Regions from separate parts of the Mus musculus genome. Here regions 2, 3, 4, 5 and 6 are each linked to region 1. A link is a loop called in an ENCODE intact Hi-C map of the cell type or tissue named here. Cell type or tissue: gastrocnemius. All regions are shown on one strand.

Region 1 (4,000 bases):
CCATGCTTTGTAGCGTGGCTCTTATGCGTCTCCATCCTGACAAAACCCCAGCAGCGGCCAAGCTGGGAGTCCAAGTTATCTGCTGTGGGTGGCTGTGTGTTCCTTTATTTGGTGAGCGCTGGTGTTAGGGACCTGGATCTTGGCGGGAACAGACAGGCAGTGGGTAATCGCACTTTGGCAGAATATAGTTTCCCTTCCTTTTTTAAAAATTTGGTATGTGCATGAAGTGTGTGTGTGTGTGTGTGTGTGTAGAGGCCCAAAGTTGATGTTGAGTGTTTCCCTCCATTCCTCCACCATCTCTTTCATTGAGGCAGAGTCTCTCAGTCAGTCAAGCCTAGAGCCCACAGTTAGGGCTAGTCTCTGTACCAGCTTACTCCAGAGATGCCCTACCTCCTGGCTTCAGGGGCTGGAGTTACAGGCAGCCTGCTGGGTTTACTGAGCATTTTATCTTCATGCTGGGGTGCCCAACTTACTGTCCTCCACTTCCGTGACAATGACTTTTATTGCTGATGTGTCTTCCCCAACCCCTCCATCTTGTCTTTTGAGACAGGGTCTCTCATTTGGCCTGGAACTCACCAATTACACTGGGTTGGTCTGCCATCGAGCCCCGGGGAGCTCCTGCCTCTGCCTCCACAGCACTGCTGGGGGTTTAAGCACAAACACATGCCACCGTGCCCAGCTTTCAAATATGGATCCTAGGGCTCAGGTCCCATGCTTGTATGGCAAACACATCCCTGACGGAGCTATCTCCCCAGGCCCTCTCCCCAGCCCTTTTTGAGGCACTGTCTTGTTATGTAGCCTGTGATCTTCTTGTCTAAGCCCCACGAGGCCTCATAGATCAGAATGCAGTGTTCAGAGGGAAACGTCAAAGTACTCTGAAGGGAATTTTGGTTGCACAGTGGAAACCAGGTACAGACTCAGGCCAATGCAGGTTGTAACTTGAAAATGATATCCTGATAATTTCATTCATCCATAGATAGGTTTTCAGGTACCCTAGGCTGGTCTTGAACTCCCTCTGTAGGTGAAGATGACCTTGAATTCCTGGTCTCCTTGCCTCCACCTCTGGAACGCTGAGATTCCACCACCACCACTACCACACCCAGTTTAGGCAATGTGTGGATCTTGCTCATGGCTTCCTTCATGCTAAGCAAGCTAACCTTACCAATTGAGCTGCATCCCCAGGCTACGACCTTGGTTTTAAAAAAGAGCCTTTTGCTTTCCTGCCCTCTGAGGCAGACATTTGCAGTCACGGGCCAGCAGGGTACACCAGGTCAGGGGTGGGTTGCTGGCAGGAGCTGAAGGGGCAGGGTGTACATTTGTTTTTTAGAAGAGGTACCAGCATCTGGTGATGGGAGACTGGCCAGAGAGCGATGCCAGCAGCAGTTTGCTTCTATTTAGATATTTAAGATGTTTTTCTCCCTGGTGGAAAATAGTCTGTTTCTGGTTTAAGTTGATTTAAAATCACTGCCATGTTATTGTAAATAACGTGACACCTCGTTTCTTTCAAGGAGCTTGGAGTTCTGTGGTGGAATCCCAAGTATACAGACGACAGATTGGCCTTAAGAACGGATTCTTCTCCGGGACAAAAAGATGTGTGGGTTGTGTTGTTTTGGATACACTTCAGAAAGCAAGGGATTGTTGGAGGAGGTGCTGCCCTCATATGTCCACTAGGTGGCAGCAGATATTTAGGTTTTCGGCGGGCACACATCCCTGCGGTTTTCTGTGTGGACCTCTGACTGTTAGGCTTCATTCGGGATTTGTTAGAAGCAGGAGTTCTCTGGCTCGCTCCATCCAGACCCCGCGGGGCAGATGCTCTGCGCACGGGGACCTGAAATCTGGACAATTTGCTGCTCCCACAGATTTCGAGAGAGTTTGAAGCCTTCCTGTGATCAGGGGTCACGTGCTGTGACTAGGAGACACTGAAAGATGTCCCTGTCTCAAGTATTTCTGTTCTAGATCTTTCCTCGTGTCTAAAATGACCCCAGTGAATCATGACATGAAGTTTATGTAGAGAAAGCCCTAGTTGTTAAAGAAAGTGACTCCTAATCCAGTAGATTCATGGAAGCAGAGAGTCTTGGGCCAAATCCGGCACATGGCTTGTTTCTATAAATAGAGTTTTATTGGGACAGGATCAGGCTCATTTGCATGTTATCTACAGCTGCTTTTCATGAGTGGTTTGATGGATGGTGGCCTGCAATGGCTGTTCCGTTACGTTTGGCTCTCTATAAAGCAAACATGTACAGATTTAGGACTACGGCTATAGTATTGGCTGGAGGTGGGGTGCATTGGGATGGAGCTACAGACAGAGATTAAGATGTTTACACCTCAAAGGCGTGGTGGCGCACGCCTTTAATCCCAGCACTCGGGAGGCAGAGGCAGGCAGATTTCTGAGTTCGAGGCCAGCCTGGTCTACAAAGTGAGTTCCAGGACAGCTAGGGCTACACAGAGAAACACTGTCTCGGGAAAAAAAAAGATGTTTACACCTGCCCATCATAACTGCTTTCTTAATCATGACCAACTAAGATAATGCTTATTGGAATTATAATTCACATTTATTTAAAATTATATTTAAATTTATATTTAAAATTATATATTTTTAAATTTTAAATTTTAAATTTTATATATTTTTAATTTTAAATAAAGTATATTTATATTTTATTATATATATTTATATTTTATATATTATATATACAATTATATTTTTATATAATTATAAAATTATATTTAAATTTAAAAATTATAATTCACATTTATTTAAAAATTCCAGGTGGTGGTGGCACCACACTCCTTTAATCCCAGCACTTGGGAGGCAGAGGCATCAGATTTCAGAGTTTGAGGCCAGCCTGGTCTACAGAGTGAGTTTCAGGACAGCCAGGGCTGCACAGAGAAACCCTGTCTCGAAAAAGCAAATTAAAAAAATAAACAAAATTGCAAGCCCCGAGGATTCTAGTCTGTCCATGGGGGCTGTGGGGACCGGAAGGAGAGCATAGTGGTGCATGCCTACAATTCTAGCACTTGGAGAGAGGCTGAGGCAGGCCAGCCTGGGCTACACAATAAAAGCAGGTCTCAAAAAAAAAAAAATCATCTGTTTTCTGTGAAAGGACTTGAGGCAAGGCTACAGATTCAAAGTGCAGAGAAAAAAGATTTTGCCAATAAAATGTGATAGGCCACATTTGGCAAAGGTTTTTTTTGCAATTGTTTCTAGTGTGTGCATAATATGTGTGTGTGTGTGGTTACATGCATGTGCCACTCAGTATGATATTAATTAATTAATTTATATATTTATATGTGGTTGGTTCTCCTTTTCTTTCTTAAAAAAAAAGATTTATTTATTTATTTATATGTAAGTACACTTTAGCTGTCTTCAGACACTCCAGAAGAGGGTGTCAGATTTCATTACAGATGGTTGTGAGCCACCATGTGGTTGCTGGGATTTGAACTCAGGACCTTTGGAAGAGCAGTCAGTGCTCTTAACCACTGAGCCATCTTACCAGCCCCTGGTTTTCTTTCTTTCTTTCTTTCTTTCTTTCTTTCTTTCTTTCTTTCTTTCTTTCTTTCTTTCTTTCTTTCTTTCTTTTTCGAGACAGGGTTTCTCTGTGTAGCCCTGGCTGTCCTGGAACTCACTTGAACTCAGAAATCCACCTGCCTCTGCCTTCCAAGTGCTGGGATTAAAGGTGCATGCCACCACCGCCCTGCTGGTTTTCTTAAAGATTTATTTGTTTGTTTATTTTCTGTGTGTTCCCCACATGTATGTCTATGTGAGGATGTTGGATCCCCTGGAATTGGAGTTACACACAGTTGTGGGCTGTCACGTGGGTGCTGGGAATTGAACCCAGGATCCCTGGAAGAGCAGCCAGAGCTCCTGAACCACTGAGCCATCTCTCTAGTCCTATGACTTGTTTTCTTTTTTTTCTTACTTAAAAAAAAAAGAATTATCTATTTTATGTATGTGAGTACACTGTAGCTGTCTTCACACACACTAGAAGAGGGTGTTAGATCT
Region 2 (4,000 bases), 260 kb after region 1:
CTGGCGAGTGGCATTGTGCTACCCCAGAGCTGGAGAGACCCGTAAAATCTGGCAGGAGAGGATAAAGATACAGGTGTGGCCCCATAGCTACGGCCCCCATCCACCCACCCCACCCCCATCCTGCCCCCATTGAGCCTCGAGGGTTTGTACCAGATCAGCACTAACCCCCTGCAGTCCCTCTCTGGCAAGGAACTCCGGCCTTGGCCATCCTTGTCACACAGACGCTGGAGACAATCCAGCTTCCTGCTGTCATGATTGATTTCTACTTGACATCAGATAAGGAAAAGCAGGTGTAGAATGTCAAGTTCAAATGTGACGGCAGAGCCCTGCTGGATTTTCCCTTCAAAAACCAACTGCCAGTGGCAGTGGCAAAACTGATCCCGGGCTGGGAACTTGGGATGGTCTGTGTTTACAGTTATTCACATTTCCCGATCAAAACTGCAAAACAGGTGACCTCGAGGTTCCTGCAGGGACCCCTGAGTCCCAGAAGGATCTGTAGGAATAGGGAGCAGGTTTGGTTTGGTTTGGTTTGTTTGTTTGTTTGTTTGTTTTTTAACTTTTAAAGAGGAGGCAAAACATTTTTCTGTTAGCATACAGATGTGGTGTGAGGTCATGGGGTGTGTGTGTTCTCATCTGTACGAGTGGGCATATGTAGGCTGTAGGCGTGTCTGTGACGTCCCAAGGTTGATAGATCTGCCTCCATTGTCCTCCATCTTGTTCATAAAAGTAGGCTCTGTCAATTAAACCCTGGGCTTAACGATGGAGGGCTAGTGTCATCTAGCCAGCTTACCCAGAGACCTCAGTCTTCACCTCCCCAGGGTTGCCATGTCTACCCAGATCCATTTGTTAGCACTTTATCCACTGTGTCATCTCCCCAGCCTGGGGCAAAATTGTTTGGATGCTTTGAAGGAGTTTCTGCCCAACAGAGGCTGACCTCCCAATTCGGGCTTTTTTTTTTTTTTTTTTTTTTTTTTTTTGGTTTTTGGTTTTTGGTTTTTGTTTTTTGGTTTCTTTGAGACAGGGTTTCTCTGTATAGCCCTGGCTGTCCTGGAACTCACTCTGTAGACCAGGCTGTCCTGGAACTCAGAAATCCGCCTGCCTCTGCCTCCCAAGTGCTGGGATTAAAGGCATGAGCCACCACTGCCCAGCATTGACCTCCCAATTCTCCCCCCAACCTCCAAGTGCTGGGATTCAGGTGTCCCAAGCCTCCTCTAATCCTCCTGCTTTCCCCAGACCTAAAATCCCTGTCGGACTGAACAGGACCAGCCTCTTCCACACCCCACTGAGCCAGAGCACGCAGCGCAGCAGGTGTCCCTGGGACCGCTGGACTCTCCTAGCATCCCCGGAGAGACTGCTGAATATCCCCTTGGTAAGATCTGGGCTGCCCCACTGCTGGGCCAAAAGTCAATCTGGCCAGCCCCTGCTAACATGGGAGATGACAGCATCTAACTAGGCACTAAAGGAGGAATGGAGGAGGGAACAGAGGGAGAAAAAAAAAAGAGGGAGAAAAAGAGGGAGAGGGAGGGAGGAAAGAAGGAAGGGAGGAAGCAGGTTACTTTTCTGTTAAAGCTAGTTGAATGAAAATAGTTTGCTCTAGCCTGGCATGGTGACACATGCCTTTAATTCCAGCACTCAGGAGACAGAGGCAGGAGGATCTCTGTGAGTTTGGGGCCGGTCTTATTTACAAATAGTTTGCTCTTGTTTAGGGAGGGAGTCAGAGAGTAAGGGGACTCTTGCTTAGGACTGTTGTCCTAGGTGCTTCAAGATACTCCACCCCTCCCCCACTCCTCCTTCCTCCTCTCCAATGGCCCTTCTGAGTGCAGACCTAGTGACACGTTCTATTAGACCCTAAGATACTTTTTATGAAGATAATGTCACCGATCTTTAGAGATATTTCGTGCACTGTCACCTCTTTCTTTTAGGTGGCACCTACCTACCGCTCAGTATGGCTCAGGCCACAGCCATGCATGCACCGTGCTGGGAGCCACCGGGGTCCAGGGACCCCTAGAAAGATGGCAGCAGCGCCTTCTCTCCACCTCGACCTAGCTGCCACGCAAACCTGGCAGTGTGCCGGGCACAGGCGAGAAGAGGGTGCAGAGGCGCAAAGGGCCCACGCGTGAACCGATCTTGCAGCAGGTGTCGCTCCTCCCCCTGCCCCGCCTGGCCCCCGGGGTGCGAAGTGTCAGGGTGCGAAGTGTCGCTCGCTCGCTAGATGGCTGCGTCCGTTCGCCACAGGAAGGAGGGAAGGAGGCCGGAGGTGCCTTCACGACACGCCGCGGCCCTGACAGATCTGATAAAGAGGAAGGAAGCCGGCGACGCTGCGGATCTGAACTGACAACTCCCCAAACTGCCGGCGTCCTGCAGCTGGCCCCGCGCGGTTTGCAGAAGTGGCGCCTGAGAGAGGGTCGCCTGCGCCCTCTGCCGGCTGTTTGGAGAAAGCCTTCGCCCGTCTGGTGACAGCCAAGGCTTTCAGAGCAGGGTCCACCTGGCCTCTTGCCACGAAGTATTAAAGCAGGTGTGCACAACTTGTCTGGGCTTCTTAACTTGTGTTTGTTGCCAGAGACGTGCCCCCAGAGAACAAACCCAGTGTCGGGTGCGCCCTAGACGGGCCTCAGTTTTCCTGACAATCTAATTAGTTTGGTTGCCAACCTTAATGAGAAAAGGAGTCAGGCTTCTAAAGATTACAGACTTCATGCCGCTACAGTCCATCTTCGGAACTGTGGTTTCCTAGCTGTGTACCAAACAAATGTCTTACACCCCTGGGGTTGAGTTTCCTTATCCAGAAATGGGAACTTTCTATATAAGGACCATAAAAGAGCTCTAATATGGTATGGCATTCAGAATAGTTGCTAATGTACTATTCACACGTTTGTTAAATGAAGGTGTTGAAATGGCAGTGTGTGGCCAGGAAGCTTGGCAGTGGTGCCTGAGAGGGGATTGTCCTAGGGACTGAATTACAGACCAGAGTACCTGCTCTGCTTTGCTAGACTCTGCTCCATGGGCCCTTCAACCTTCCCTGAAGCTGTCGAATGTAGTATTTCTCATAAATCAGTTAGGTCTATTTGGTTGCTATTTAACTCTGTCCTCTCTTTCTCTCCCCACCTCTTTTCTTTGGAACAACAACAACAAAAAAAATTTTTTTTTTGAGACCGGGTATTATATCCCAGGCTGGCTTTGAACTCACTATCTAGCCAAAGATGACCCTGAGCTTCGTACCGTCCTGTGTTTACCTCCTTAGAGCTGAGGTTACAGATCCACACAGTAGCAGGATTGAACCCAGGGCTTCAGGCTTGCCAGGCAACCAGTGCACCACGGGATCCCCATCACAAGCCCCATTTCTGCCTTACAAAAGAATTAGAGCCCTATTCTGCCCGTTTGCCCTCCAAGTGGAAGGTATCTTCCCGGATTATGGAAATTTATAGGGCAGACTTCCCTCATTAAAGATGCCCTGTCCCCCAGTTGCAAGGCCACCCTGGTTTCCCTGTGGTCCCCTCACTGGCTCTGCTCCGTCCGCTTCTCGGGCCGACTTCAGACTGCTTTAAAGGGTGGGCAGTTTCACCATGATATGTTTAGGTGTGTTGAATTTGTTTTTATTCTGCATGGACTTTAGAGAAGTTTCATAGATTTGAGGTTGATTCCTTTATTCAGTTTTTAGAGAGATCTCGGGCACTATTCATCAAGTGCAGCTCCTGCCCTGTTGCCCGGGACTTCATTACACAGGTGCAGGCTGGAGCCCATGAGACTTTCATGCCGGTCTGGCTTTCCTGGTTTTCAGTTGGTTTGGACCTTTGCTGTTGTCTGCTTTAGATAGTTCTCGTTCTCTCTCTCTCTCTCCTCCCCACCCCCGTATTTGTGTGTGTTCTCCTAAGTACGTGCACATGCAGAGGTCAGATTGTCTCCACAGATCAGCATACAGTTCAATGTATTTGCTAGACTGACTGGCCAACAAACTCCCTGGTCCTATATCCCCAGTACTCCAGTAAGGACACTTGGAATAAGG
Region 3 (4,000 bases), 370 kb after region 1:
GGACCTCTGCTTGCTCTGGTCAGCCCCACTCGATCAGGTCAGCCCTGCTTGCTCAGTCCCTGCTTGCTCCGGCCCAAAGATTTATTATTATACATTAAGTAAGTACACTGTAGCTGACTTCAGACGCACCAGTAGAGGGTGTCAGGTCTCATTAAAGATGGTTGTGAGCTACCATGTGGTTGCTAGGATTTGAACTCAGGACCTTCATAAGAGCAATCAACGCTCTTACCTGCTGAGCCATCTCACCAGTCCACTGCCTGTAATTCTAGTTTCAGAGAACCAAGGCTAAGTATGCACATGGTGGGCAGACATTCCTGTAGGGGAAAATTCATACGCATTGAAAAGAGATATCAGAACGGCAGGGAGCCCGGCTTAAGCCTGAGCGTGTATGGCCTTTTGCTCCTTCCTAGATTCAAACTTGGAGTATTCCAGGAATCTCACAAATGAGACTATAAGAGACCCTGTATACAATGAAAATGTCTCAGCTTCCCCGAGTCACCCTGTGACCCATGCCCCTTCTCAGCGCGCTCTAGAACCTGCCCTGTCATCTTCAAGGCTCTTATCAAACATCTAAGCCCTCATAAGCCCTCCAGGTCCTGTACGCTAGGCCACTGGAAGGACACTGAGGCGGATGTTCCCTCTCGAAAAGCCCTCACACCTTTAATCCTAGCACTTGGGAGGCAGAGGCAGGCTGATTTCTGAGTTTGAGGCCAGCCTGGTCTACACAGCAAGTTCCAGGACAGCCAGGGCTATATAATGAGACCTTGTCTCAACAAAACAAAACATAAACCAAAACCACTCCAACAGATAGACGGTAAGTGAGCAGTTGCAGCGGAACAAACCTTACCCTTGAGTTTGAACCCCGGATCTGATATAAAGTGGGAAGAATGGGCTTTGTGAAATTGTTCTGACTTCCACATGAGCACTGGGGCACACATAAATGCATATTTATACAGCATACACGGATGGAAATGCACTCAACAATATTAAAAATAAATAACATCTGCTAGGCATGGCGGCACATGCCTTTGCTTAATCGCAGCTCTTGGAGACAGGGCATGCAAGCTATCGGAGTTGAAAGGCAGCCAGGTTCACATACTGAGTTCCTGGCCAACCAAAGCTACATAGATGGCTCAGTGGTTGACAGCAATGGCTGCTCTTCCCAGAGGACTGGGTTTTAATCCCCAGCAACCTTGTGCAACCATCTGTAACTCCTGTCCTGGGGAATCCAATGGCCTCTGAGGGCATGCACACAGGAGGTACAAACAAACAAAGACATATGCATTCAAGCAAAATATCCACCTCTTTCCTTTCTCTTACACACACACACACACACACACACACACACACACACACACACACACACACACAGAGGAACTGAGTTCAAGGTCATCCTTGACCATGCAGCAAGTTCATGGTCAGCCTGGGTTATATGAGATCCTGCCTAAAATAACAATAAAAAGAAAATGACCAAGCAAGCACAGGAGTCTTAGGACTGCACAGTATGCCAGCTCACTCTGTGGCCAAGCAGGGACTAGGCGCCACCTAGTGGACAAATCTGAGGACAGCTGGGACCAGGAAAGAATGGAAAGCCTCTGTGCCTATCCGGACACTGCCAAAGAAATTTGGGGTTTGTTTTTTTAAGACTTATTATATGTAAGTACACTGTAGCTGTCTTCAGACACACTAGAAGAGGGCATCAGATCTCATTACAGATGGTTGTGAGCCACCATGTGGTTGCTGGGATTTGAACACAGGACCTCCGGAAGGGTAGCCAGTGCTCTTAACTGCTGAGCCATCTCTCCAGCCCAATTTTGGGTTTTGCTTGGTTGAAATTTGCCATTTGATAATGGAATATTTTTTCCCCTAAGGCAGGATCTCACTATATTGCTCTGATTGGCCTGGAAATTGCCTGGAAATTGCTATGTAGATCAGGCTGTCCCTCCACTCCCAGTGGGCTCCGTGAATGACTACGATGTACATGTGATGTCTCACCTTACGGTTTTATGCTGATTCACCATTTAATTTATGAGGACACTATAGAAATGATGCTAAACAGAGGTCCAAATTCTAGTAACTTCTATGTTCAGAAATGGGTCAGGAAACGATGGCCGAGCCTTCAAGATGAAGACGGTGCCGAGGAAGCTGACCGCCTCCTGTGCTTGAGTCCAGTTAGTGCTGCTGGCTGAGATGCTGACTGATCTTGCTGGCGTGGCCTTGTGCAGTAACTCTAGCTTCTGTTGAGTTCACAAGCAACTAACTAGGGGGGAAGGCCCTTCTGCTGTTGCCTAAGTTACAGACATGTGCTCCATTTTTGAGATGGGACTCAAAAATGAGTAGAGACTGGGTTAGCCTCTAAACAGCTTCAACTAGCTGTATAGGCAAGGACTGCTGTCAGGTTTCAGTTGGAAAGAATGAAAGCTCCTGTGTTGCATGGGTCAGCCACAAATGTTCCAACTGTCAGGCTAAACAGAAGCAAATACTCCGACTGTTTATACAGGGAGTCCGCATTGTAGTCGCTCAACACTGCTTCTCCTGTCTCACACGGGGTTGGTTTCCACATGGAAGAACACAGAAAGCTCTGCACATGAGACTATTCCCAGCTCTAGAGTCCTCTAGGATTGTCTTCACTGAGTACCTTGTTTCTTCATTATAACTCACTGTAGGTTCCATGTAAAACCAGCTCACTGCTTAAGTCTTTTGATTTAGTTTAGTTTTTTTTTTTTTGAGACAGGGTTTCTCTGTGTAGCCCTGGCTGTCCTGGAACTCATTCTGTAGACCAGGCTGCCCTCAAACTCAGAAATCTGCCGGCCTCTGCCTCCTGAATGCTGGGATTAAAGGAGTAAACCACTACAAAAGGCCCCAGATTTGTTTTTTTTAATTTCACATGCATTGCTGTTTTGTCTGCACGTTATGTCTGTGTGAGGGTGTCCGATACCCTGGAACTGCAGTTACAATCAAGAGTTGCCATATGGGTGCCGGGAGTTGAACTCGGTCGGGTCCTCTGGAAGAGCAGCAATACTTCCAACCACTGAGCCACCCCACCTCTCCAGTCCAGCTCCAGATTCATTTTTAACGAGAAAGCTGTCTTTATATGTGTAACTTTAGGGTAAATGTTGGGGATTATAAAGAAATATGTGGAATCATTAAATTTCCCAGGTTTTTTTCACTGCCCCTCTCCTGGTCACTCCACCCCCACAATTCTTTCCCCGTTCCCCTTCCCTTCTCTTCTGAGCTGGTGTGGGTCCAGATTCTTAATCCAGGGCTTTCTGAAGGGGCCTTCTAGGTTCGAGCCTGGCCCTACCGAAGTCTTAAGTGTCTGTCTTTTGGTTAAAAGTCATAAACAGGGCCGGGCAGTGGTGGCGCACACCTTTAATCCCAGCACTTGGGAGACAGAGACAAGTGGATTTCTGAGTTCGAGGCCAGCCTGGTCTACAGAGTGAGTTCCAGGACGGCCAGGGCTATACAGAGAAACCCTGTCTCAGTCAAAAAACAAAACACCCTTAGGCTTTCCTGAAATTCAGATGTGGGCATTTTGTATTCTAGTTTCATCTATTAGAAGTCACAATCAAATTTATCTGTGCCTCCAAAGACTAGGCTCAGACTTCTGGTGTCACAAGCTTCAGGTCCAAGTGCCACCTGGGAGGTCCTTCACACTGACACCATGCCCTGCTGTAAACTGCCTCTCTCCTCACCAGCTTTCCATGTTCCAAGAACACACCCCCCTCTCCCTTGCTGACATCTCTGCAGTTAGTTATTTCAGTAAGAAGGGGAGAGCCTGCGACATCACTTTCTATTTTCCCTGAACTCCGTCCTCCCCTGCAGGCGAATAAATGTGAGTGGCAATGTTCTTAAATTTAGAAATTTATTCTGTTTAATCCACAAGCTTTATATAGCTTTAGTTAAAAAATAAAATAAAATAAAACAGTGAAACCAAGACACTGTCCAGGCCCTTCCAGCCCGCCAAATACACGAGCTCTTCAGTTGTGGGTACCAATTG
Region 4 (4,000 bases), 200 kb after region 1:
CCCTCTAAATCCGGTTCTCAATTCTGCAATTGGAAAACACACCCACCCATTCAGTAACCTTCCCTCAAGTCACCCGGGAGAGATGACCCCAGAGTTGAAACCTCTGAAATGGGGCCTCCACCTCTCTCAAGAGATTGCTTCTCAATTTAGTTACAGTACTCTGACCAACCGCTGGTTCTGACGGGTTCAGCAGGTGTGCTCAGTCGGGGTACATGACATCTTTTGTATTTCAATATTTTATACCGTGTAAGTAACTACACACGTCTGAAAACAGGATACAGAGTTGTGTTTACTAACAGCATTTTATGGCTTTCACTTTCTCTCAGCCTTGGGGAGGGAGTGCTCACTGCCCCTCTCCTGCCAGCAGGAACCCCTAGTTCCCCCTCCCCAAGAAAGAATGTTAGAAAGAAGTCCCTCAACATAGGAAAGTCCCCTGAGAGTTCCAGAGACTAAGCTGTAGGCAGGATCCACACTGGGTGCCGGGACCAGAATGGAGACACTCCATTTCTAGAAGGAACCGACACCTCTGGGGGAGAGGAAAAGGACTGTGGTGTCCATGGTGATGGTCACTTTCTACTTAGGTCAGGGCTGCTTGTGGGAGGGCAGTAGTGAAGGTCTGGAGCCTTGACAGCAAGAAGGCCCTCAAAAGTTGCCTTCAGTGCTAGCTCTATGTAAAGGCAAGCACCCGATAGTCTGTAGGCAGCAGGTAGCCCTCAGGCCAGCCTAGGAGAAAGGAGGAGCAAGGTGGCCACAGCTCTGTCCTAGGTTCTGAGTTCTAGAAAGCGCTGTGAAAGCTACCACCAGATGAGTGTTTCACAGGTGAGGGTGTGACACTTGGCAAAGACAGTTGGCGTGATAGAGCGTCTTTCTGGAGCAGTCCTGTGCCAAGCACTTCACACGTGATCCCAGATTCAGCTGTTCTCCCCTGTACAGTTGAGAGGAAGGCTCAGGAATATTCGACACAGGGTCCCTGGACCAGAGGGATGGAGGAAGCAGACTTAAGAACTAACCAGAGATGAGCCAGAAACAAGTGTGCTGAAACCTACCCTTCCCTGTCTCCTGACTTCCAAGGAATGAGACCCACTCAGTCCATTTCCTCAAAGACAGAGGCAACATTGCACAGCCAAGAAGCCTTAGTGGCTTGGAGGGCGGGGGTGTCCTCTCAGGATAAGAGCCTGCTGTAGATGGCCCAGGCTGGTCCAATTTACCCTACAATGGACATACACGTGAGAGAGGAGCTTTGATCTCTGCTTCCTGTCCCCTGTTGGGGACACAGTGAGGTGCTCTTAGAAGAGAGCATTTGAGAGAAGGCAGACTGTTGCCCGACTGTGGGACAGAAAGAAAGACGGAACATATGTACGCACGGTGGGGAAGGGAGAGGGAGCGATGAGTCCTGTTTGGTGGCAGCTCTCCTGGTCTGAAAATTTGACCATACATAAATAGTTCTAGGTTTGTCGGTCCAGAGAAGAAAGAAGGAAACTGGTCTGGTTCTAGACAGGTATAAGGATGAAAGTCTGAGCCTTCTATCCTATCCTCAGAACGGAGCTCAGGAACAGAAGTAGGGAAACAGGGCGGCGCCTTTCTGTTGAAGGGAGACTTCTGCTGGTTGCAGGCCCTTCGGTATCTGGGACTCCAAAGAACCGTATCTCTTTGTGAGAACCCGGGCAGGCAACCCTCGGCCTAACACCACACTATCCATTTACCTGATATGTGACCACTGGTATAAAGAGAAATCAGGCGCGCACTCTCCAGAAAGTAGCTCTTCCCCAACGCTCCGTGGCTTGGAAAACCCGTGCTGCCCGTGCTGCCCCTGCTGCAGGCGCAAGTCTGTGCTCTGAGTCTGGTGGGGGCAACTGAGCAGCCAGCAAGGCGCCAGCGCCAACTAGTGGGCGGTTCACGACACTGCTTCAGCCCGGGCGACCCTTCACCTGCGACCTCAGGCTGCGTACTGAAGGCCAGCACTTCCCCAACCCTTGGATCTGGTGCCCGCGTCTTCCGAGGGTTATAGCTGAGTCCGGGCCCAGGGTCAGATGTTGGGTCATTCCTGTAGCCCCACTTTCCGGAGACCCGGTTATTAATTTGTTGTAAGATCAGAAAGAGAAATCAGGCGGAGGGACTAGTATGGGGCAGATGCAAACTGGAATCACTCAAGAAATCGAATTTATGCATCGCATCGCAGAGGCTGCCAGTCACGGCCCACAATCGCTCGAGGGCAGAATAGACGACTCGGTCTGGGTCCTACCTGGTGACTAGCGGTGCTCCCTTTCCAGGGGAGCCCCCTGAGGGCCCATGCTCAGGGCCAGGCTTCCTAGATCCCCTCTGGTCCAGAGGCTGTTTCCATGGCGGCCCAAGGCCTAGTGATGGTCAACTCCGAATCATAGGTTCTCAAAAAGTTCCAGTAAGGGACCTTCACTGTCCTTGCTTCCCTGGTGGCTTGAGGCGCTGGCATAAGGCCCAGAGAGGGGCAGAATACAATTCTCCTGGCACTCGTTAGACTCAGGACATACCTAGTACCCCGCTGTTGTACACACAGCGCCTGATTTCGTTTTTTGACAAAATGGAGTGTTCTAAGCTGAGGTCAGAGCCAGGATGAGGTCTTGATGCCTCTGTCGCCATCGGATCCTAAATCGTGTCGCTTCTGGGGCTTGTATTGGTAGTTGCAGACAGATTCACTGTCGCTGGCAACGAAAATGCAGTCGAATTTCCAAAGCAGTGAGAGAAACACATGCATTCGTTCGTTGCTGCCGTCCAAGGAGTGCACGGGGTTGGGGAGAGCACAGCCCTCGGTGACCGGTGACCGTGGACTCTCTAGTTGTGTGTCTGTGCCCCCATGCCAGGCTTAGGAGACGGGACGGGAAAGAGTTGTTGTTAGTGAAGTCCAGGAGTTGCTGGGCCACGGAGCATGAGGAACACAGAGACCCCAGGGCCGATTTCCCACAGGGCACCTGACAGCTCTGTAGGCTCAGCGCTTTAGGGCCAAGAAGACTATGGCCCGGCCCTAGGAGGACCCCTTTCCATCCGTGGGGAGAAAGCAGTCTGAGCGTTAAGACTTCTTTCTGCCACAGACCCTCATCCACTTCCACTAGACGGACGGTGGTTGCATGCGTATGGTGTAGCATGGAATGTTCCAAAAAAGCACACTGTTGTAGGCCCCATTGTAGTTTTCAAAGACCCATGAGCTGCCAAGACAGAGGACAACTCCACGAGGCCTGCGCGATCCTGAAATTAGTTTTGAGTGGACAGGAGCCGTGTGGTTGTCCCCACCCCACTGTTGGTCCCTGTGGCAACCCCTATTCTGTCTGCCTCGAAGGTTGACACAGAAGCCACAGAGACGAGAGCCAAGGCCGCGCGGAGCTGTGGACTCCCTCGTGGGGTGGAAGCTCTAGGGTCAAAATCGTTTGTGGAGTGGAGGGAATGAGAAAACCGTCTTGGGTGTCACCGCGGCAACCAGCTGAGGGTGCAGGTTCCGGGCTGCGGTGGCCAGAGCTGAAGCAGCCAGGCTGCGACTCGAGGGAGGGGAAGCGAGCCGCAGCCAGGAGGCTGGAAACCCGATGTCTGCCCAGGTCGCAGCGGCCGCTCCTGACTCCGGGGACCGCGGCTCCCCGCGCGGCTACCGGGACGCGGGTGTCTAGACCCTCTGGGGCGGAGCCTGGCCCCTGCTTGGCTCGCGCGGGCCCGAGCCACCGGGTCCTCCACGGCGAACCCCGAGCCTGGGGGCTGCGATTGGCTGCGCCCCGCGTCGCTCGCACGGCCCCGCCCCGAGGCCCGGGGTACTAACCCCGCGCGGGCGGCCGCGTCGCCGCCACTTGATTCTCTAGGATCCGGGCTGGGGCCGCGGCCGCCGAGTCCGTGGGGCGGCCGCGCGCGCCGGATGCGGGACTAGCGGGCGCGCGGCCGACCGTCGGGGCGCACCCCCTCCCCCGGCGCCGCCCCTCCCCCCACCCCCCACGCTGGCCGGGCCCCGAGCCGCCGCCTTCCCGCCTCCCGCTTCCCGCGGCTG
Region 5 (4,000 bases), 120 kb after region 1:
CTTTGTCCCTGCCTGGCCCACATGTCTACCCTTCCCTCTAGCCACAGAGAGCCTCAACCTTGGCCATTCTGCTCTCTGGCGATGGATGAGTTCTTATTTGAACCCAGCCTGGTAACTGTCCCTTGCCACAGACCCTTGAACCAAACCCCATGCTGACTCTCAGCCTGATTCGAGATCCGTGGTCCAGCTCCAAACCTCAGCCCTGGCTGGATGCTGACCATGGCCACAGGTGAGCCCTGCTTCCTGGCCTGGGCAGTGGTCATCCTGCCTCTGATGTTTGGTGGCCACTCACCCCTGCCAATTGGCAAGCACATGAGCTCTCTGAGCAGACTTCCTCCACCCCGAGGGGGAGGCACAGGAGATGTCCCACTTACAGCCCCACTATGGCTGGGTGCATCAGACCATGCCTGAGGTGCTCTTGGCACCTATCCTGAATGGATCCACACTTTGGAGACTATGTCCTGCCCCTCACACCTCAGGTGTGTGTGTGTGTGTGTGTGTGTGTGTGTGTGTGTGTGTGTGTGTGTGTATGCCAGTGGTGATATGCTATAGAAACTTTGGAATCCAAGGCCACTCTCTAAATAGCCTGACCTGGGAGGCAGAAGCCTGGGGTTTCAGTTGAACTCTGCCACTGATTTACCCTGTGACCTCCAACATGACCTTTCTGAACCTTTGTTTCTTCCCTACAAGGCTCAAAAGATCCTCGAAAAGTTAGGAGTCTCCGAGAAGTGGGAACCACAGTGGTCTGTATCTATGTTATCTACGTGAGCCCCGGAGAGCAGCCCGAGGGCCTCTGTACTGCTATCTCATCTGCATGGAATGCTGTCTGCATCTCTCGCTCATTTCTTCTCCACTGGGCTAGCTGCTCAGGCACCTCTGGACACAGCTAATAACTCCACTCTTCTCTAAAATGTACTCTATTCTTCTTCCTTATCTAATCACCCCACCCCCAAAGTCTCACCAACTGGCACTCTGCAAATTTTGTAAGTTCTGCTCTTCATCAGAGGATGCTATTCCTAGAAGAAAATGGGTCTCGTCTCTGTGAAAGTAGAGCCCCTCCCCCTTCCAGGAGTCTTCCAGGAGTGAGACCATATTCGCCAGAGCTGCAGTGGTGACTTCAGGAAGAACTCAGCTAGCAAGGTCATGCAGAGACTATCAGAGCCTACGAAAACTGACCGTCATCGCCACTAGGGGGCGGCCGGGCTATGTGCAGGTGTGAGGTGTTGCCCAGGGCTAGTCACTTTTACCATAGGCTAGTCCTGTTCCTGGTCTTATCCTGCAGACGCGAGGAGGCCTGGTCTATCTCCTTGCCTTCCATTTGGGTAAGGGAAAAACGAATCAGAAGACTGAAACTGTTAACTTGTCTCTGCCACTTACTGGCTGTGTGATCGTGGACAAGGACGCTTCCATCTCTGGCCCTCAGTTATCTCAGCTGAGGATGAGAGAACACGTCTCATCAGAGTCTGTTTGAATTTGTTCTGGGTCACTAACTGCCTTCACGCCAGCCACAAAGTCTTAGCTCCACTTCCTCCCAATTCCTTCTGGCGCCCCGGGAAAGTTCTTGAACTGTTTTGCATGCTGCCCTCTCTTGGCTGGCTATGGAACTGCAGCAACAGCCTCCGGCCTGGCGGGCTCAGGGAAGGAAGGAGCAGGAGTGGGGGAGGGGCTTCAGTATTATCAATAAACTGGCTTCTTTTTGTTGAGCGTCTACTGTGTCTTAGGTTAAAAACTGCAGGGTCAATGATACTGCTGACAGTGAGGGTCTGGGCCTCCAATCTGGCAGTGTAGTGAAGTGGTCAGGATTGGGGATTCTGGTGTGAGGTTCCTGGGTTCAAATCACAGCCTCATTCTATATTAGATACCTGGCCTTGGACAAGCCTTTAAATTTCTGTGCTTTTGTCTCCCCAAGAGTAATTTGAAAAGCATAATGTGTCTTACTTCACGTCCGTCAGTTGCGAAGACCGTGTGTGTGGTCAACATGTCTCTTCTCTGTAATAGATTCTTCTGCCCCCTTTCTCCAAGAGCGCTTATGTTCATCTTGCAGCAGGCATTTGCAGGTCTGACTGCTGCAGCCATGGCAGAGCCCTGAGGCTGGCCCTCATCCCCACTGGGGTGAGTCTGTAGGCGAGGCTTCAGTTGGAGAAGGGAGTCCTTTTCCTGTAGTAGTGACAGAGGCAAAGTGGCTGGCCCAGGGTCTGGTGGGGATAGAGGAGGTGGTGTTAGTTGTGGTGGTGGTGAAGATGGTGGTGGTGGTGGCGGTGGTGATGATGGTGACAGTAGTGGCTGGTAATTGAGGCAAAGGTGACGGTGAGCTGTGGGGGAGGGGGAGGTGGTAAGGGCGGTGATGGTCACAGTGGTGTGAGATGGTGTCAACCGTGGTAAGTGATGTTGCCGGTGGTGGGGGTGTCAGTGACAACGTTGTTGTTAGGTGGTGGTGGTGGGGATAGTACAGGCAGACCCAGCCTGACTGTATGAATGGGGCTGACTCCTTCAGCTCCAGCCATTGCCAACCTAGACGTGGCGAGCTCTGAGCTTCCCAGAAAAAGGAGCCATACCGGAATGCCAACTGATCCTCCCTCTTCCTTGTCGCCAGGGCTCCTCCTATTCCTCCTCTACAGACGAGGCAGGAAGGCAGACTGCTCTTTTTTATTTTATTTTATTTCATTTCATTTCATTTCATTTTATTTTATTTTTAATTTTGCCTATAAGCATTTGACAAAATCTGAGTCGGAACTCCCCGATGTCCCTAAGGCTCATGGGCTGTGGGCCTGTTGCAGGCAGATTAGCCTTTCACTCCACTGTGGGCTTGGCCATCCAGGACTGCAGAGCCCGTCCCACCCCAAGTATGGCATCTCAGAGACTTGCTGGAACCAGACAAAGAGATTTGTCACTTCTCCATGGAGGCAGGAACAGGTAAGTGGGCTCCTTCTTCTGGTGGCCCGTCCAAGGGGTTGAGAATTCTCTCCCACACTGGGAGGCCCAGGGCCAGGTAGCAAACTCCAAGCCTACAAGATGTGAGTTCGGGTCCAGTTCCACTAAGAAGTGCTTCTTAGTGTACCACTGAGAACATTCCAGAGTGTCTCTGTGCATGTTGTTTTTGCTGGGTCCTGTGACCATCCTGGATGCTAAGACCTGTCCCCTGGCCATAGAGAAAGGCCCAGAGGGGCCGGGAAGGGGCTCGGTTGGAGGCTTATATATGCATGAGGACCTGAGTTTACCCCATATAAAGCTGGGTGTGGTTGTACACACTTGTAATCCCAGCTCTGGGGCCAGGTGTGTGCATATGGTGGGATCGCCAAGGAGAAAGAGCCTGCAGACCCTCGAGCTCACTGACCAGACAGCCTCAGCCTGGCCCATCTGTCAAGCCCAAGGGCAAGGAGATTCTGACTGAAAACAAAAACAAAAGCAAAATCAGAGGCTCCTGAGGCAGAACACCTGAGGCCGGCCTCTGGCCTTCACACAGGCACGTGCCCTCGTCTGCACATGCTCACACGTGTGTGTAAATACAGGCACAGATACACAAGAAGAAAAGGACAGTGGGGGCTGGAGAGATGGCTAAGTGATGAAGAGCCTTGACTGCTCTTCCAGAGGTCCTGAGTTCAAATCCCAACAACCACATGGCCGCTCACAACTGTCTTATAACTCCAAGATGTGACACCCTCATATAGACATGCATGCAAGCAAAACACCAAAGCACATAAAATATGAATAAATAAGTTATTAGGAAGGAAGGAAGGAAGGAAGGAAGGAAGGAAGGGAGGGAGGGAGGATACAATGACTGGTAGACTTGACCAAAGTCTCACATTAGGCCGAGGCTGAGAGTAAGCAAGTACCGATCAGCCCTGTACCTGCCAGGCCTAGAGCTGGGGCTACCTGCTTCCCTTCCTGGCTATATCCTTTTTATGAAAACCATGGGGACTTTCCAGCTGTGGGCTTTCAGGACACAGTGTCCCCCCTGAGGTAGCAGACAGGGCTTTGCACCCCAACTGAACAGACAAGG
Region 6 (4,000 bases), 88 kb after region 1:
TGCATCCTCTCTGTGCATTGAATCAATCAATCTTTCTTTCTTTCCTTCCTTCCTTCCTTCCCTCCCTCCCTCCCTCCCTCCCTCCCTCCCTCCCTCCCTCCCTCCCTCCCTCCTTCCTTCCTTCCTTCCTTCCTTCCTTCCTTCCTTCCTTCTTCCTCTTTTTGCTCCTCCTTTTCTAAAGTCACTTCCTTGTGTGGAATTGGAGTGCTTTAGGGAGCTGGTCCGTCTCTATAATAAAGGAAACCCTGATGTGTCTTTTTGGAGGTATGTGATGGTTTCTGTGGCCTTAGGAGAGAATGTAGGTCAATCTACAGGGTGTAAGAGGTGGAATTGAGGAGCAGATAACAAAGGGGGGCATAGCAGCCTGCTAAACCTGGGCTTATGGATAGGCAGGGAGTGGGAGGGAGGAGAAAGTCAGGTTTCCTTGAGTGAGATCAAGGATCCGCCTCTGATCTGTCTGAGACCCCTTCATTTCTGCGGTTAGACCCCCTGGGAAAGTAGGCTCTGCTGTGTGAGTAGGTGGGCAGAGGGGTTGAGGGGAGACAGAAAGGTCAGGGACACTAGCAGTCACCTGTGGCAGGGCGTGCGGTAGTCATCTGGGCACGGCTCTGTCACCTGTCCCAGCCCAGAGCCTGCCTTGGAGGTTTGCTAGAAGCCAAGGTCAGTCTCTGCTGAAGTAAACAAGGGTCAGGGTCAAGGTCAAGGCAGGCCTGAGGGCAGATCAAGCACCCAGGACTGCGAAAGCCCTCGCAGGCAGAGTCCAAGCCTTTGATGGGGCTGCTGAGGCCCAGAGAATCTCACGCCAGTGGAGCTGAGACCGGTTAGGTCCCCCAGACTGAGAGCCCCTGGGCTCCATGCCAGGTCTGCTCACGGCCCCCAGGGTTCATTCCCTCACTCATTGCCCACTGGGCTGCTGCAGCGGACTCAGCCCCGTGTGATGGGGACTCTTGCCCTGTCCTCTGCCGCGCCCATTACTATCCACTACTGGCTTCACCCCACAGACATTTGTTGTCTCAACGTTCTGAGAGTCACAGGTTTTCCTGGGCTAAAATCAAAATGTGGGTTGAGTGGTGTTCTTCCTAGAGGTGTGTCTGTGTGTCTGTGTGTCTGTGTGTCTGTGTGTCTGTGTGTCTGTGTGTCTGTCTATCTGTGTTCATTCCTTTCCCAGCTTCTCTAAGTCATTGTTCTCCTAGACTCATGACCTGAGCCCTCCGCGCCTCGAGCATCTTACTTCCTGATGCCTGCATCTGACTTCCTACCTTCCTTTTCCTCAGGAGCTCAGTGTGTCCCAGGGGATAACGGGTCATTCCTGCCTCATTTCGGTAGAGTTAACTGAGAGGTACCAACCAATTAAGCATTTCATAATAGTGGTACAAATAAATATGCAAATATATGAAAATTGAATGTACCAGAATATGCAAATCACTTGCGCACATCTTTTCCAAAGTTAAAAGACGGGCCACCTTGGAGATTGTTATTCTGTGTAGCGAGGTGTTGGTCAGTCTGTTCTGAAACCATCCGGGACACAGAAGACCTGCCTAAGCCTCATTCAGAGACAGGTTCAAAGACCGCAGGTCTTCCAGCTATGAGCCGCTTGCCACAGTAGGAGAATCTGCTGCTCCTCCGGGCTCTTCCAGCCTTTCCTCCTTGGTACATCAGAGATCATGGTTCCATACAGCTTGCTATGAGCATTCAGGTTCCCGTGAGCAGGATGTGGACTGCAGCATCAGCATCAGCATCAGAGCCTCTGTTACTAGCCTGGCCTGACGAATCTAGCACAGCGCCCCCTGGCTGTGGGGGCTGGTGGTGCCAGGTGCAGACGCCTTTCTCCTATGGCGTCTTTGTAAGGACTCTGGGTCTGGATCACCTTGGCCTAGATTATCTCTGTGTCAGTTCTCAAGGGACTATAGGGCTTGTCCTTAAAGGGGCATGACCTCGATCTTCTGACTTTCTGGCCTTTCTCTGCCTGGCTAAAAGACACAGGTCAGTCCTCTAACCAGACCAAAGACTCACGGCAATGAGCATTTGCAAGTAAAGCTGTTTGGGAAAAAAGTTACACTGTGGGACATAAGGTCACACAGAAAAAGGGTATACTGTGTGACACCTGCAGATTCCATGGTGAGTGGTTTTTTTTTCCTTTAATCTTTAAAATTTTTTTTGTTTTCTTTTGGGGAGGGAGGTTGCAAAGCAGAAGGCAGACATGGGGGGAGATGAGTGGGATTGCGGTGCATGATGTAAAATTCATAAAGAATCAATAAAATGTTAAACAAATAAAAAAAAGTAGAGTGACTTACATGAAAGTGATAATCAGTGCCTGATAAATGGTTTTAGCCACTGAAGAATAAGAATGGTTACTGGCTGGTCCTCTGTCTGGCACTCAGCTTTCTTCAACAACACAGACTGATCCGCTTAGGGGTGGTGCCACCCAGAGTGGCGTGGCCCCTCCCACATCAGTCACCAGTCAATGTAATTACTCTCTCACAGAGAGGCCACAGGCCAGTCTGATCAAAGCAATTCTTCAGTTGAAGTTTCTTCTTCCCAGATGACTCTAGGCTGTGTCAAGTTGACTGTAAAACCTCACCAGGACAGATATGTTTCCTCAATATATACAGAACTATCTATGTTCTTTATTATACTGGATGAGCTCAAATTCTTTTCAATTCATCTAAAAGATCAAATTTCATTAAGGTACAACTTTAGGCATTGTCAGATTATCCATTTAAAAGTATTTTAACGGCTATGGTATCTGTAGTGATGGCTCCCTCTCCCTTGACCTCTCACTCACCCTCAGGAAGCTCAGTGAAGCTGTCCCGCATGCCATACACTAGCCAGCCTTTATACCTGCCTCCTTGGGTGCTATCTGGGAGTTGGAATAGCAGACCCCCCCCCCCCAAGATCCTGGGAAGATCATGGTGCTCTGATTTTTTTTCCACTAACACCTGGACTGCAGAACACCCTGCACAGTGTCTCCATTCCCTGGGAACCACTGTGTCTCCTCACTGCTTCTGACTCTTCTCAGCTGCTGCATCTGTCACCCATGCCACACGCCAGCACTCAGACCATCCAGGAAGCTTTACAGATGCTCGGGGTGGGGGTGGGATACAGTGGGAACTTTTAGAAAGCTTTCCACGGGGCCTGGAGAGAGGGCTCAGGGGTGAGGAGTCCTTGCTGCTCCACAGAGGACCTCAGCTTGGTTCCCAGCATCCATTTCTGTAACTTACTGCCTGTAAGTTCAGCTTCAGTGGATCTGACACTCTTCTGGCCCTGGACTCGGCAAGGCCTCTTAATCCCTAGGAGCTCCTGTTTCCCATTTATAACAGGAGGGGAGGCAATGCTGAAGTGTCAAACAGGCACGTCAAAGCAAGGCCCGGGAATGTCTTGGTTAATATTTTGTTAACTTGACAAAAAGGCCAAAGTTATCAGAGAAGAGGGAAAATCAACTGAGAACATGTTTCAGTGAGACTTCCCATAGGCAAGTCTGGGGGCGGGGCATTGTCTTGACTAAAGGTTGACCCGGGAGGGACAGCCCATCCCTCCGTGGCACTGCCACCCTCAGGCTGCTGGCCTTGCCGTGTATAAGAAAGCAGACTGAAAATGCAAGGGGAGCAAGCCAGTGAGCAGCGTGAAGCGTCCTCCACGGCTTCTGCTTCAGTTCTTGCCTCCGGGTTCTTGCCCCAAGCTCCCTCCATGACGTAAGCTGTAGGCTGATAAATCCTTTCCTCTCCAAGTTGCTTCTGAGCATGCTCTTTATCACAACACCAGAAAGCAAACTCAGACCTTGGAAGAGCGTTTGTTTACTACCCACTCAGGAATTGATAGACGTACATGTATGTTTTTTTAAATGATTCTTTTTATTTTTCAATTTTATTTAATCTTTTTTTTTTTTTTTACACTCCAGATTTTATCCCTGTCTCCGTACACCCTCTGACTGTTCCACATCCCATACCTCCTCCCACATGCATGATTTAATCTGAAGTAATCATGGTAATTATTTCGATGC

What was found. Peaks named below come from ENCODE experiments on the same cell type or tissue, not always from the same donor. Only the 100,000 strongest peaks of a DNase experiment are listed, where the experiment ranks them.
Region 2: it touches region 1 in a loop (12-fold over the local background); 31 of 42 quality-filtered maps call a loop at or near these places.
Region 3: a loop joins it to region 1, with 2.9 times the contacts of the local background. A loop is called at or near these places in 19 of 42 quality-filtered maps.
Region 4: it touches region 1 in a loop (4-fold over the local background); 14 of 42 quality-filtered maps call a loop at or near these places.
Region 5: it touches region 1 in a loop (9-fold over the local background); 16 of 42 quality-filtered maps call a loop at or near these places.
Region 6: a loop joins it to region 1, with 12 times the contacts of the local background. A loop is called at or near these places in 5 of 42 quality-filtered maps.

Annotation. Positions count from the first base shown.
Region 1 is chr4:134,944,448-134,948,447 of GRCm38, forward strand. No RefSeq gene overlaps it. Among named protein-coding and RNA genes, the nearest start is that of Syf2, 15 kb to the left of the region's middle. In gastrocnemius, a CTCF peak has its summit at 1,667 (motif pointing right); a DNase peak (open chromatin) is centred at 1,720; H3K4me3 peaks cover 558 bases; H3K27ac peaks cover 450 bases.
Region 2 is chr4:135,204,105-135,208,104 of GRCm38, forward strand. No RefSeq gene overlaps it. Among named protein-coding and RNA genes, the nearest start is that of Runx3, 54 kb to the left of the region's middle. In gastrocnemius, a CTCF peak has its summit at 2,418 (motif pointing left); DNase peaks (open chromatin) are centred at 216, 1,310, 2,128 and 2,421; H3K4me3 peaks cover 716 bases; H3K27ac peaks cover 328 bases.
Region 3 is chr4:135,316,638-135,320,637 of GRCm38, forward strand. It overlaps Srrm1 (serine/arginine repetitive matrix 1), which reads right to left. Exons shown (of 18, transcript NM_016799.4): 18 at 3,848-4,000. Among named protein-coding and RNA genes, the nearest start is that of Gm12984, 13 kb to the left of the region's middle. In gastrocnemius, a CTCF peak has its summit at 1,550 (motif pointing left); DNase peaks (open chromatin) are centred at 1,141 and 1,542.
Region 4 is chr4:135,148,744-135,152,743 of GRCm38, forward strand. Runx3 (runt related transcription factor 3) reads left to right here and starts at 3,802. Exons shown (of 5, transcript NM_001369050.1): 1 at 3,802-4,000. In gastrocnemius, a CTCF peak has its summit at 1,883 (motif pointing left); DNase peaks (open chromatin) are centred at 1,883, 2,478, 2,792 and 3,571; H3K4me3 peaks cover 761 bases.
Region 5 is chr4:135,065,736-135,069,735 of GRCm38, forward strand. No RefSeq gene overlaps it. Among named protein-coding and RNA genes, the nearest start is that of Gm42327, 16 kb to the left of the region's middle. In gastrocnemius, CTCF peaks have their summits at 1,169 (motif pointing right) and 1,607 (motif pointing left); DNase peaks (open chromatin) are centred at 1,190 and 1,592; H3K4me3 peaks cover 394 bases; H3K27ac peaks cover 209 bases.
Region 6 is chr4:135,032,812-135,036,811 of GRCm38, forward strand. No RefSeq gene overlaps it. Among named protein-coding and RNA genes, the nearest start is that of Gm42327, 17 kb to the right of the region's middle. In gastrocnemius, a CTCF peak has its summit at 1,785; a DNase peak (open chromatin) is centred at 1,787.